Regions from separate parts of the Mus musculus genome. Here region 2 is linked to region 1. Evidence: chromatin loops called from intact Hi-C (ENCODE). Cell type or tissue: heart. All regions are shown on one strand. Links, peaks and the distances in the headings refer to the core of each region. The heading gives the core; the rest is flanking DNA.

The links. Hi-C counts contacts between places; a loop is a spot of excess contacts. Peaks named below come from ENCODE experiments on the same cell type or tissue, not always from the same donor. Only the 100,000 strongest peaks of a DNase experiment are listed, where the experiment ranks them.
Region 2: a loop joins it to region 1, with 4 times the contacts of the local background. A loop is called at or near these places in 13 of 42 quality-filtered maps.

Annotation. Positions count from the first base shown.
Region 1 is chr15:93,271,737-93,279,742 of GRCm38, forward strand. It overlaps Gxylt1 (glucoside xylosyltransferase 1), which reads right to left and starts at 3,443. Exons shown (of 7, transcript NM_001357006.1): 1 at 3,140-3,443. The coding sequence starts at 3,345. In heart, for the core only: no CTCF peak of the experiment used is centred there; a DNase peak (open chromatin) is centred at 3,595; H3K4me3 peaks cover 3,300 bases; H3K27ac peaks cover 1,774 bases.
Region 2 is chr15:93,394,388-93,400,890 of GRCm38, forward strand. Zcrb1 (zinc finger CCHC-type and RNA binding motif 1) reads right to left here and starts at 3,947. Exons shown (of 8, transcript NM_026025.3): 1 at 3,776-3,947; 2 at 2,783-2,868; 3 at 1,200-1,228. The coding sequence starts at 2,866. Pphln1 (periphilin 1) reads left to right here and starts at 3,963. Exons shown (of 9, transcript NM_175363.4): 1 at 3,963-4,074. In heart, for the core only: a CTCF peak has its summit at 4,049; a DNase peak (open chromatin) is centred at 3,964; H3K4me3 peaks cover 3,450 bases; H3K27ac peaks cover 2,016 bases.

The DNA.
Region 1 (8,006 bases), core at 1,451-6,450:
CAACTATAATAAGATCTGACGCCCTCTTCTGGTGCATCTGAAATCAGCTACAGTGTACTTATGTATAATAATAAATCAATCTTTGGGTCAGAGTGAGAAGGGACTGAATGAGTGGGGTTGACCAGAGCAAGCAGAAGTCCCAAAAATTTAATTCCCAACAGCCACATGAAGGCTCACAACCATCTCTACAGCTACAGTGGACTCATATAAATAAAATAAATAAATGTTTTTTAAAAAGATATACTTTCCAAACAAAAACTATGCAGGGAGAAGAATTTTAATAGAAATAAGTATTTAGCCGGATGATGGTGGCGCACACCTTTAATCCCAGCACTTGGGAGGCAGAGGCAGGCAGATTTCTGAGTTCGAGGTCAGCCTGGTCTACAGAGTGAGTTCCAGGACAGCCAGGGCCACACAGAGAAACCCTTTCTCGAAAAACCAAAAAATAAAAAAGAAATGAATATTTATACTTTAAGATCTCTAAGCCAAAACTACACTGTTTTGTGAGATGAGTATCTCAAAAAGCTCATAATATTAGTTACTAGCTCTTCCTAAATACTATGCTAAGTATTTGGGCTGTTTTTGTATGCCTCCCTCACCTGAAAATCCTCCTGTCCCATGTGATGACTGACGTCAGGGATGGATGGGGCCTTCGGTGATTAGACCATAAGGGTCAGTGCCCCAAGAATGACATTACAAGAAGCGGCTATAGACCTGCCTGGCCATGTGAGCACACAGCAAAAAGGTGTGAGAAACAATGTATCACTGCTGTTTCCATCTGCACAGACTGTAAAAAGGTGTGAGAAACAATGTATCGCTGTTGTTTCCATCTGCAGTCTCAAGTTTTGCTACAGCAGCCCACATAGCACTCAACAAAGCTATGAGAAGCCACGGCAGCGTCCAATAAGCTAGCGTGCAGGTGTGGCCCTGGCGGCACAAGCCTCACGTAATGACACAGAGTGAGGGCCTTCCCTCCCTAAGTACTCTTACTTTCTCCAGCACTCACTGCCCCAACTCCCTTTCCTTCAAAAACAGATCCAAGGAAGGGGAAACAGCAATGCAAAGACATAATGGTCAAATCTATCTCTCAACTGTCAGCGCTTCTCAGTGTTTGTCTGCATTGTAACAATAGCTCATGGTCAAAACACAGAATACTGGCATCCTAGTTTACCAGGTTTCTGACTAGGTCCCAAAGAATAAATTTGCTTCCCAAAGGGGGGGGGGGGAGAGATATATGCTTACACCTGAAAATTAAAACAATCACCATATCAGCTAGTTTTATGGTGCCAGGTACGGCACTAAGCAATCTATGCAACTATGTCACTTCAGTCCTCACAAATGTTCCACATCTAATCAGGAAGTCACACACCCAGTACGTGGCAAAGTAAAGTTGGTGACTCAAAAGCCCTCTCCGTCTCTCGTCTTTACATTCTCAGTAGTATATCCTACCAATGTCGACACGATTCAGCAAACATGAACTGGAGGTCTAGCCAGTCTGAAAAGAAGTGACGATCATTTCAGAATGTGCGTCAAAAATATCAAGCTGTTGGTACTAAACATAGGTAACTCTTGTCGATTATACTTCAGTGTAGCAGAGAAGGAACCCTGTGATCAAGGGCGCCTGCAAAAGTGACTGGATGGAGGCACGGGTTTCTCCAACTGACTCTACTACTCTCTCTAACTCCTGGAGGGGTTGAACTCGGCACCTGACAAGGCAAGTCCCTTATGGCTGGGATACAAACTCAGTCCTTGGTCTGTTGAACCTGGGTCTCATTATGCAGCCCAGGCTGGCCTGGAACTCCCAATGAAAACCAGACAGGTACTGAATTTTCCATCCTCCTACCTTACCTCCTGAATGCTGAGAATACAGGTGTAAGCCACCAAGCCTAGTTTGAAATAATCGTTTCAAATAGGATATACTAGTTGAAAGGAGATTTCTCTCAAACACTGTCCTTACCATTTAAAAATGTTTTCCTTCCAAGTTGGATTTTTTTTCCCCAAATACTTCTTATGTAATTCTGGGCAATTAATACTTTTGTTTTGTTTTGTTTTGTTTTGTTTTTTGAGACAGGGCTCCTCTGTAGAGCCCCGGATATCCTGGACATTGCTCTGCGGACCAGGCTGGCCTCGAACTCAGAGATCTGCCTATTTCTGCTTCCCGAGTGCTGAAATTAAAGACATGCACCACCACCGCCAGGCTTTTAAATGTGTAGCCCAGGCTGGCCTCGAACTCATGGTCCTCCTGCCTCCGCTCTCCTCGGCAAATCCTACTGGGGGTCTGGGGGTGTAGGTTGTAGGCAGTGGAACCTGAGAGCACACCTATACCCCACATTTCTCTGACTACAATCAAACCATAAACCAAGAGCTCACTATCTCCATGCTAGCTTCTCTTTTACCCGCTTCCCGCTGGAAAAGACCATCAACTCTCAGATGCTACATAGACAACAGCTCAAAGTGGATGTACTCTTTTTACAATTCCTGTCTTCCACTCTCCAATTAGTTGGTCTCAGAACTGCCCAAACACAGGAATCCACCAAGGAGGCAGTGCGAATTAAGTAAACTGCCCAAACAGTTTTCCATTTAAATTTCATGATTCTAACCGTGGCAGTGACTTATGCAAATCCACCAACTCATTATGCTGTGTTATAAATATTCATTTCTTTTTTTTTAAAGTGATTTCTTCATACCTTACTCCTCCCATAGATATAAGCATATTAAGTATCACTCATGTTTCTGAACTTCCTTTACGTTTCCAAAAAAACGAATATTTTCAAAATAAAAATTCACAGCTCGCTTTATGCCACATCCAGATTTCTTTAGCTACGGCTACTGATAAAAAGCTAAGATTTAGGCGGAAAATTTAGACACCTGGGAGGTGGAGGGCTCAACTAGGGCGCCAGCCTGATTCTCAAATTACTCAGCTTCGACTCCATGGAAACAGGAGGGAATCCCACTAGCCGCAGTGTAATTAGGATTTTGTGGGACACCACTTACTTCCAACGAACCTTTCAGAAAGTTGCAAAGCGATTCAATTTCTAACTGGTCTAACACTGAATCTGAAGCCAGCCAGCCAGTGCTCGGTGATGGAGCGGCGCGTCCGGCCCTCCCAGACCTCCACTCCCGGCAATGCGGCTCATACCTGCCCGTCCGGCCCGGGCCCGCGCTGCCCGCGCCTCTCCCCGTGCCGCGTCCACCGTCCGCCAGCCAGGAAACTACCGCGGCCTGCGGCCTGCGGCCCCCGGCAGCTCCTTCCTCCAAGGACACCGCGAGCTGGCTGAAGGCGTACAGCAGCGAGCAGAAGCCGCAGGCCAGGCACAGCCCTACGACCCGCAGGTAGCGCCGCATCCCGGCCCGCGCTGCCGCCACCGCCGCTGCCGCCGTCACCGCCGTCACCGCCGCCGCCGCCGCGCCCGCCCGGGCGAACTACGAAGAATCGCAACGCGCAGCCGCAGCGTGACCAGCCTGGTTCCCGCCCCTCCCCGCTCCGCCCCTCCGCCCGAATCCCCGCCAGGTCCCACTCGGTCCCATGCCGCCCAAGCCCAGCACCCCACACGACACGCCCCTAGCCCTGCCATGCCCCGCCCCGCTCACAGCCCCTCCCACATCCGGCGCAGGCCCCGCCTCTGTTTCAAACCACAGCCCCTGCCTGGTATTGTCCCGCCTCCGGGCCACGCCCCAACGCCCGGCCAAGGCTCCGCCTCCGCAGCGCACCCGGAAGCGGAGCTGAGCGCTGGCGCTCTCCCGGCCTTCACGCCGAGCCTTGAGATGGATGCTGGTTCCTCTTTACAGATTGCCCGGCTCTGAGCTGTGGACAAGTGTAGCGAAAGAAGCAGGGCTGTAGGCCCTTGCCCTAAATCTGCGATTTTTCTTTGCGCAGTTTGTGGCGCTGGGCAACTTGAATTCTCAGGCATCGCTGCGTTGACTAAAAAGAAACCGTGGTTACCGCACTTGCTAACTCTTCCTCGACCCATCCTGCTCCTCACGGACCTCAGCGTCGGGTCTAAAACATCTGTGCTTCGTGGGATGTCGTAAGGCGGCGGTAGTGCAATGGTGCTTTGCTTGCCCATCCACACAAGGCTGGGAAGGCAGCCTTATTAGACGTTGCTGACAAATCATTTGCATACCCAAAGCAAAACTGGTCCTCTCCAAACCCGGCCTCCCTTCCTTCCCGCCACACTCCACGCCTTGAGCTGGGTCACGCTGAAGCCTCGTAGGGACCTAGGGACGGGGAGGAAGGCAGATATTGAGAATGTGCAGCTCGGGGACTTTGGTACGGGAGACCTGTGGACGATTTAACAAAGCTTAAACTCTATGATTATTCTTAGTCCCTTAATAGGCTTTCGTTGACCAATCGTGTCATACCCAACATACTTTTGGCTCAAAACCTTTAAAGCAACCTCATCGAATCAATGGTTTCCACCATTCTGAAAGCTTAAAATGTCATTAGATGAGATCTGACACCTGTCAGTTTTTCCTGTTTGCTATAATCAATCTGATGGTCCAACCGGTATCTGGAAACTGCCTTAACTTCTGACTTTATTCTGTATTGGAACGTGTTATTCCACCCAACCCGAATCCATGTTCCCAGGCAATACACACGCCATTCACATCTGGTGCAAAAGCTCTTATTCCCTTTTGAAGAAGGCTGTTGTACAAAGACAGGATAGCCACCGGGTGTGGACACGCCCCAAAGTGAGTCGCTTGTACCTTCCAGTTAGTATAGCAGAGTATTCCTGAGCGAGGGTGGCCCTCTTAAGAGAAGGAATTCTAGACTGAGCGAGCAATGAAAGCGGCTCTCGTATTCAGGAGACTGAGAAGCGCGATGCCAGGATGAGTCCGCAAGAAAGGACTCGGGGAGTGGTTAAGACTGCAGAGAGGGATAGCAGTTACTCTTGGAAACTCTTGGAAGTTTGAACTTGATCTGCTTGAAGGTTTTTAAGGAAGGAAGGAAGATGATCACATTTGCATGTTAGAGAGCGAGTCTGGTTGGAGTGAAGGCTGGGACAGAGATGAGAGATTGGAGTAAGCGAATCCAGAGCCAAAACTGAGACTTAAACACTTAAAAATCCACTTAAAATGCACACAAGATATACTTGAACACACTTAACCTGCACATGCACCTAAATACATGTAAACAATTAAATGCTTTAGATGCACGCTTAAAACACATATTTTTAAAATGCACTTGAAACAAAAACATTTAAAATACAAGTAAAATGCACATATTTTAAAAATATACAGGCAAAACCACACTGAAAAGCACACACTTAAAACTAGATGCATGCACACTTAAAAGTGCACACACACGTCATGAGAAAAACCTCGCTATTGAATTGTTCAAGTTGCATCTGGGTCACTGAGAAGTGTGCCCACAAAGGACAATGTGAGGGACAATAACAGGCATAAAAGCTCTCATTCCCTGGCTCTATGACCATGGCAAGATCACCTGATGAACTATGGGCTGTTTCCATCTCAGAAGGATTAAATGTCATGCCTTAACTCCCCCCCCACCCCCCAAAAAAATCCAATGAACAACGAAGATGTATAAGGAGAAAAAAAAAAACATACATTTGTTCATTCAATAAATATTTATTGAATATTTTCTACATGCCAGACAAGAGGCTCGGATGCACAGTATTCAGGAATAAAGGAGTGTCCTACCCTCAAAAAGGAGACAGGCCAGTAAAAACAAAGAGAATAGTACATCTTTCTAACACACCTTACAATTCTCAGAGAAATAAAGATAAAAGAGTGCAGAGAATTACAAGAGCACTAACAAGAAGGGAGAGTTGGAGGACATGGTACCAGCTAGAGTAAAGAGTGAGGACCCAGGCAGAACGGCCCATTTCAAAGATACTGAGGAAAGCTGCCTCAATGACTGACACCTGTAATTCCTGCACTTCGGAGGCCAAGGCAGGGTTACCACCACAGGTTCAAAGCCAGCCTGGTCAGCATAGTGAGTCCCACATCAAACTGCGTAACACACTGTGGCCCCATTTTTTAAAAAAGGGTGTGTGGGGGGGTAATTGCTAATACTTTTTTTTCCCCAAGAAACTACATGTAGAAAGAATAAAGAGTAATCTCTCAACTCACAGATCATAAAGCATAAAGGGAAGCCAGCCAACAATGTATGCGAAGAACACACAGAATAATCATGTTCTTCACAGGGGGGTTCACGATCTTTTAATCCTATACTTTGCAAAAGATGTTGTTGCAAAAAATTAAAATTAAAATTAAAAAAGGCCATCTACAAATGAGACCGTTTATACTACCTACACACCAAGCAGCCCTGGCTACCTGGAAGCTGAGGGAGGAGTCACTGCATGTTGCTCTCTAGCCAGCATTCACCTGCTTCTTCTTTTTTTTCCATTTTTATCTTCCTAAATTGACTTTTGTTACTGAAAACAACTTTACCTATTTCAACATCGAGTGGACATTCCCTTCCTTTCTTTCACGTATATATTACAAGTAGATCTCTAGGACAACAATCTTTAATTTGCCGGTGACAGGCTGAGTAAATCCAAATTCTCAACTCAGCAGAATGAGTGTGAATGGAAGAAACAGGATTTAAGTAAGGTCAGGCATATTCAACGCGGTGACACTGTAGACAATGACAAGGAATGGAGTTTGAAATTAATATGCAAAGGTTTTTTTTTTCTCTAAAGTTGGACAAAAGATTTGTATGAGGTAGAAAACTGATTCTGGATTTAAATCAAATATTAAGAATCTCTATTTTAGAAGGTCCTGGGCTAGAAGAGGTTTGAGTGCATACTGCTCTTGCGGAAGACCAGAGCTATGCTCCTGGTACCTATCCTGGGAAGCTCACAACCACCTGTAACTTCCACTCCAGGGGATCCCATGCCGTCCTCAGGACTTCACATGCATAGATAGACTCACAGACACACACACACTAAACACACAAACACACACACACAAACAAACAAACATTTAAAATGGTGGTGCTCTCTCTTCTCATTTTCCCATCCATCCCTGCCACTCAGATATGTATACAGTCCTGTCCAGTATTTCCTTCCAATTTCTACATTTGACTTCATTTAAAAAATAAAGAAGTCATCTTTTAGGCAAATGCTCTTACCCGTGTCTCAGGGGCTGCAATTACAGGTGTCCGTCGTCTCCTGTCCCCTGCCCCCTGCCCAATATTCTATGTAGACATAGCAGTGTTTTCATAAAGAGAAACTGATCTTCAGGTAGCTATGGGTGTGCACACCTCTATTAGCACTGGGAAAGCTGAAATTGGAGGATTCCAAGGTCTGGCCAGCCTGGGTGATGTAATAAGACCCTGTTGCCAAAGAAAATCCAAAATAAAACCTGAAAGTGTGGCTGGATGTGGTGGTGCATGACCTTAGTGCCAGCCACTAGGAAGCAGAGGCATGTGTCTATCTGTGAAGTCAACCCCTGCCTTGTCTACAAACCAAGGAGAGCAACACAGAAAGACCCTGTCTCACAAAGAAAAGGGAAAGTGCCCGGCAGCTATCTTCTTCTGAGCCAGACACATGGGCCTCTACATTTTGTGTCTCGGCCTCTCTTGGGCCTGTGCTGTGACTCTGCACACTCAAGCTGCTCCACGTGAAGACACGCTTCCATTTGTTCTGCCTTGGCTTCTCTGCTCGATAGCTAGTTTCTTGGGGTGCAGTTCTCCCCGCTTTCGCTTCCCTCCCCCACCAGCAAGTAAGCCGGATCTCTTCCACTGTTGCTCTAACTGTAAGGCAAAAGCAGCACACACGAGAAGCCTAAAGGATTAGGCCTTGGTCTTCAGTTTAGTTCTGGATTTTTCGATGAAACTCTACAGAGAAGCGGTGAGCAGATGGGAGCTTTCTTCTGAGTCATCAGATGAAAACTAGGATTCAACCTTAGGGCCTAGGCTCCTCCTAACTCAGGGAAGGCGGCAGCGGTACTGCATCCTTGCCCTAAACTTACCTTTGGCTTATCCTCACACATAGAAATAAAACCATTTTTTAAAAACGTATGAGTATTAAGGGGCAGAA
Region 2 (6,503 bases), core at 1,504-6,503, 120 kb after region 1:
GGCTCAGTGGTTAAGAGCACTGGTCGCTCTTCCAGAGGTCCTGAGTTCAATTCCCAGCAACCACATGGTGGCTCACAACCATCTGTAATGGGATCCAATGCACTCTTCTAGTGTTGTGTCTGAAGACAGTGACAGTGTACTCACATACATAAAATAAATAAATAAATCTTAAAAAAAAAAAAGACCTTAAAGAAAACAAACCCATGACACCCTCCATTCTACTGGCATGCAAAAAGACAGAGTGGCACTGTGTTCAGATGCAGGGCGTGAAGGGCTCACTTATGCTACTCCTCTGAGTAGACACTATCCCAAGAACCGTAGACCATCCTGACACAGACTTCCTGTGCATCCAGTCCTTATGTATACCTAGCAAAATCCACTTGGCTCCCAAATGGTCTCTCAAGGATCAAAAGCCTTTCTATCTGACTGTCCTGTTCTAAGTTTCTTCCCTGGTGCAGTTACAGATTTCAGTCTAGCCACGTCAATTTGCTCTCATCTCAATTGGCCGAGAATAACATGAAATTGGTACACAGCATAGGGAGTTATCTGGAGCTAATGAAGACTGTAGCACAGTCTGACAGATTCGATTAGTCCTGAAGATGCGCCCCAAGGATTTTTAACACGGTGCTGTAGCTACTGCTTTAAAACCACAAATGGGCTTGAAATCACAGAGCTTCTTAGTCAGGAGTTACGACTGGGTTCACTGTCAGTCTCTCCGTAGTTTGGGGGATAGCTCATTATACACATGTCAACGGAGGTTAAGAACAGTTCAAGGGCTAACATACCAGGTGGCAAACAGGTGGCATGTCTACAGCCAGATCAGAGGTTTGGCTACAGATATTCTTTGACACGGCTTGGCAGCACTATGAGCACCAAGATAATGTCCCTCAGGTAAGACTGTCCCCCTAGACATTTCCCAGTAAGCTTGACACCACACAAGAACTAGCTCTGAAAACCTTCAGGGGCTTAATAGGTAGTTTAGAGATTAAGAGTATGGCTAGTATGTCTCAGGCTCTGAGACTGTTTCTCAGCACTGTAAAAGCAATACTATTAAACTAGTAAATCCTTATAGTACACGGTCACTTATGATTTGAAAACTGTCAAATGTTTATGTACATGGGAAAATAACTGAACTATATGTAAAAATGTTAACAATAGAATCTTTATTCAACCAAGTATTTTGTAATGTGAATACTTACTTTACAACTTTGCCATACTTGGAAAATATCTGAAATAAAAGATCACAGAATAATTATAATTTAAAATGTCACCAAATTAAATACTCAGATTGTATTTACTGACCAGATTCTTTGTTATATTTTATGAAACACTCCAGCCATTAGCAGCCTATACAACCGACTTTCTAACAAATATCGCTATACCTGGGGGACTGAGGAGGAGGACCACGACACAGGGCAACACAGCAAGACACTGATTCACCAAGCCAAAGAAACATTTTCTAAGTGACTAGAATAATACAGTTACTGGAGTTACAAGCTTCAGTTCCTAACTCCCTCCAGGGAGTAGATGGGGGTGGGGGACCACTCAGCATGTCTAGATCCATGGCCTATACACTAGGCAGCAGCTGGACTTCTGATCCAATGGATCTGTGGGGCCAACAAACCCACCATAGCTCCAGCTGGTCCTGTCCTTTTATTATCAGTGTTGTCAAATAAAACCATACCAGTGAGTTACACAATCTGCCATCTGAGGACAGACAGAACTCTCACTGCAGATAATACTTTCCTATAATGAAAAAAAAAGCTTCCTGTAATGAAAAACCCATCTGCAGCCAGCAGTGATGGTCTATGGCTGCAATCCTGGTTTTCAGAAGAGCAAAGCAAGAAGGTTTGAGACGAGCCCAGGCTACAAAACAAGACTTGATGCCAAAGATCAAAAACAAAGCAAAGATCCTTCTACTTCTATCGGTGGGTGCAGAACTCTTCCATCCTTACTTAGTATTCTGGCCTCGTCTTCCTTTTACTTCTACATATAGTTGCCCATATATTGCCCAGATCTATATTCTATAGATATATACATATCTATATGCTTATAATTCTGACTAATTATTTAATACACAGAAATAACACCCTCCCCCAAAGGCTTTTAGAAGATCCCATCATATGCAGTCTAATATTGAAATTGTGGGCCAGACATTTAGCAACATTGGATTCCGAGGTCCAGCAGTTTCCTATGGGATTATAGCTTTCTAACGGGTTCTCCATTGATTCCTTAGTTCATGTGGTACTAGGGAATCAACACAGGGTTTTGTGCACGCAAGACAAGCATCCTACCAACTATACTTCACCTCCAGCCCCCAGGTATGTTTTAAATAAGGTTATTTCTTATCATTCAGTCTAAAATCTCACCTCCAAGCCTAATTCAGTATCTCTTTTCTCTTTCGTGAGATGGGGTCTAAATTGTCCAAGCTGATCTTCCTACCTCAGCTTCCCCTGTGCTGGGGTTACAGGTGTGTGATAACTACTCTAGGCAAGTGTTCCACCACTCAAGTACAGGCGGCAGAGGAAGGCAGATCTCTGAGTTCTATGATAGCCTGTTCTACAGAGTGAGTTCTAGGCCAGTCAGGCACAGAGAAACCCTGCCTCGAAAAAACACACAAACAACAAATTCTCTTTGGGAAATTAAAACAAAATTGAAAAATTTCCCACTAAAATTTGCAGAAGATATCAACTAAAAATTTTCCCAGGGAGCAGTATTTTTGCTTAAGCTTCAGATTGTCTCTAAAGAAAGAATCCATTAGTTAGATGTACATACAACTTACCCGGTATAAATCATTGTTTGTTAGGGAGAAAGGCAAGTTGGATACATAAACTGTGCTTTTACTTGGCGCCAAGCCACCGCTCATTTCTAAAACGGAAAAAAAGGAGACATTGGGAATCTTACTCCAAGTAGAACCAAACAAGGACCATCACTGACTTAATTAGGGTAGAATTCCTCAGGCTCCATTCATTTAAAGAGATTAGAGTACCAGTGTGGGTAGGGTGTGAATTACCATATTCCTTTTCTAGCAGCGGGTGTTAAGCCTTTTAGGGCTGCGGTGCGATTGAAGAGGGGTTTTAGAGAGATGGAGAAGCCACAAGGCTATTTTTAACGCCTTCTTAGGGTAAAAGCGGAAAAGATGTTTCCCAAGGATTCGCCCACCTCCGAAAGGGACACCTGTCTACCCCGCCTCTTTTGTTCTTGTTTTTAAAAAAACTCCTGTATCTACGTCTGTATATATGGATTACTGATATAGGTAGGCCATGACGACAGAGACTCGGTTTTGTTAAGCTTGGGGTAGTTTCACATTTTGATAAAGTTCTTTAGATTTTTAAATTTCGTGCACAACCAAATCATGAAATGACACTCTATTACATGGATTACCTACTTTGAATGGGACATTAACCTGTATATTTATCAATGTGCTTAGTAATCAACGTCACTGTTAAAACTCTGCAAATTACAGGTGAAACGATCGCGTCGGTCGGCAGCAAGTGTTAAGAACCCCTATGAATGACAATGGACCCGGCACCCCGGAGGGCGCCCCGCTGGCCCAGTAGGAGGATTATTCAAAAAGCCTTAGCTAGCCAAAACCTGCTTGTCGCGTTTCCAGTTTCTCACTCTGAGAAATGCTAACCCCGGCTGGACGTTCCTGGGGCCGGAGCTGGGGTCAGGGTCGAGGCCGAGGCCGAGGCCGAGGCCGAGGCCGAGGCGGAGGCCGAGGCGGAGGCCCGGGCCGCGGCCGTCTCCTGGGCCCGGCGCCGTGGGAGCTTACCTTCGGCGCAGAGGCGAAGCGGAGAGGATGCGAGCCCGCGGCGGCTTCACCTCCGGCTGCCTTCCGCGGCGCGCAAAAGCGCGGGCGTCCGCGAACGCAGCGCGGTGCAGCGCTCCTTCCGACTCCCCCAAACCCCGACGGCCCCGGGCCGGAGGCTGGCGCGCCGGGCGACGTCACCGCGCGCGCCGGAAGTGCCTTTAGGGCGAGCGGACGTCTGGCTTCGCGGGTTTCACCGGCGGCTGAGGCGGCGGCGACAGAGGCGGCGGCGACAGAGGCGGAGGCTCAGCAGTGGGACGTAGGTGAGCGAGTGGCTCTCCGCAGAGGCGCGAGGGGCGCATGCGGCCGGCGGGCGGGCGGGCGGACGTTTCCTGCGGCGATGGAGATGTGCTTTATTCTGGACTCCTAGTGGAACCTGGAGAGGGACTCAGTGGATGCGGGAGGAAAGCGAAGTGTGGAGGAGAGTGAGACCCAGGTTCCGCTTCTCGGCAGGAGTTTAGTAAGCAAAAGGGGAGTTCTCAGCCAGGCAACTTCAGTGACGCCAGGTCAGTCAGGAAGTCTGGGTTTTTATCTTATTTTTTATTTTTTGGACCTAACCGACTCTGTAATAGGCACTTTGAGAGACGGACAAAAGAGTGCCAAAATAATCCACTTGCTGTTGAGAATGTCAGTGTGGCCGGGGAGACAAAGCCCACGTGGGGACAGTTGGAGTCACACAGTGACCCATTCTTGAGTACTGGCACGGACAGATGTTCAGCTCCATCGTCCCGTTGTTTATTACTATTTTTTCCTTTCTGAAAATATGGAATGGGTACGCACTGATTATTTTTTTGTTTTCCGAGACAGGGTTTCTCTGTGTAGCCCTGGCTGTCCTGGAACTCGCTCTGTAGACCAGGCTGGCCTCGAACTCAGAGATCCCGCCCGCCTCGCCTCCAGAGTGCAGGGATTAAAGGCGTGCACCATCACCGCCCGGCTACACTGATTATTCTTTAAGAGCTCGTCGTTTCTACAGAGAAATCCGAATGCTTATTTTGCCCGGTAGTTTAAACTTAACTTCTACCCACCAGCACGTACAGACCAGGCCTGTAACTACTCCCTGGGAACCTGCGTGTCAGCAGCCCGGAGCCCAGAGCCTGTCGTGGAGCCTGCACAATCAATCCTGACTGAAGCGGAGGGACGAAGTGCAATCCACCCAGGGCGCCGCTGAGTTTTGAGAGGCATTAATTCCTTGGCGTCCACCAAGGGACCACTGGGACTAATTCTCATGGCAAACTTGTGGCCAGCCCAAACTCCCAGGCTTCACATCCCGGTTGTGCTTGGTTATCGCCCACGATGTAAGCCCCTTTGGTCTTCTAATTGTTTGAGCCTTAACTCTCCGCGCTGTTTCGTGCTTCCTCTCGATTTGGGGGTACCACTGCTTCTCCTTCCTTAGTTCACCCTGAGCGCATCGTCTGTGCTCCTGGAATCTTATTTTGTCTGCTTAGCAAACACTTATTAGCCTTGTTTTGAAACTGTCTTGCGTTTTCTGACTCTTTAACAAAGCTGTGGCTTTTGCCTTTAAATTGAACTTTTTTTTTTTCCCCTGACATCTGGGTTTTAAGATTTGGTGTTGCTCCATCTGTATCGAATTGATTGCATTTCCTTGATTTTTTTTTTCTTTCAGTTTTTGTTCTCATTTTTCCTTTTGGTCCTATGATTTCCCTGCCTTCTACCTCTTTCTATTAATATAATCCCCATCCCCTACCCCCCATCCCCCCAAGCAGGGCCTAGAACTGGTGATTCTCTTGTTTTGCCTCAGCCCTCCTACGTTCTGATTACTGGCCTTCCTCGGGCTTAGCCCAGCTCTTATTTTTGAGTAGTCTTTCCCTAAGTTCCCAAAGTTAGGTTCTTCTAAGCCCCCTCCAGCAGGAGCCAATTGCTTCCTGATTGTGTCTTTCATCTTGAATTTAAATTAAACGCTGAGGGTGGGAGTGTTTGTTTTGCTTATCCTTGGAATGCTGCTGCTGTTTGCCGTTTTTAGAGGTTTTAGGTAGTGAGTGAGTGGGTGGCAGGATCCGGTCAGGTCATCAGCTACTTAGGAACAACAAATGGCACATGGGTAGTTTGTGTGGAGTGATTTCAATGTTGCTAGGTCATGCAGTCTATTCAAGAAATAGTTCAAATACAGCCCCCCCCCCCCCCCCGTAAATTGTCTCAAATTAAACAGAGATCTGCCTGCTTCTGTCTCTCAAGTGATTGAAGGTGTGTCCTATACCCACTCAAATACTACTAACCCCCCCCCCCCCCCATCTCAGCCTTTTGTCTGTGTAGCATCTGGCTGTCCTAGAACTCATTTTGTAGACCAGGCTGGCCTGGCCTTAAACTCAGAGATCCAACTGCCTCTGCCTCCCAGGTGTTGAGACTAAAGGTTTATATTATGCCAAACACAAGGTTTATATTTCAGATTTTTAAGTGTTTTTTCAGATAAAAGTCACACGTTGCCTATTAATTACTACTTTTAGATCTTTTAGGTGTTGGGACAGTCTGGTGATGTGTTTTTAGAGAGTAACAGCTTTGTGAACTGAGCCATGGGTATGGATGGAAATTGAAAGAGAATAGGAAGACTTTGGAGAGATCCAGGCTAGCCAGTGTGGGGCTTGAGACACAGGTAATGCTTTTTGCCTGGAATAGGTTAGGTGAGACAATTACCAGAGACTGTGGAGGGTAGAGAAGTCTGAACTTAGGATTTCTA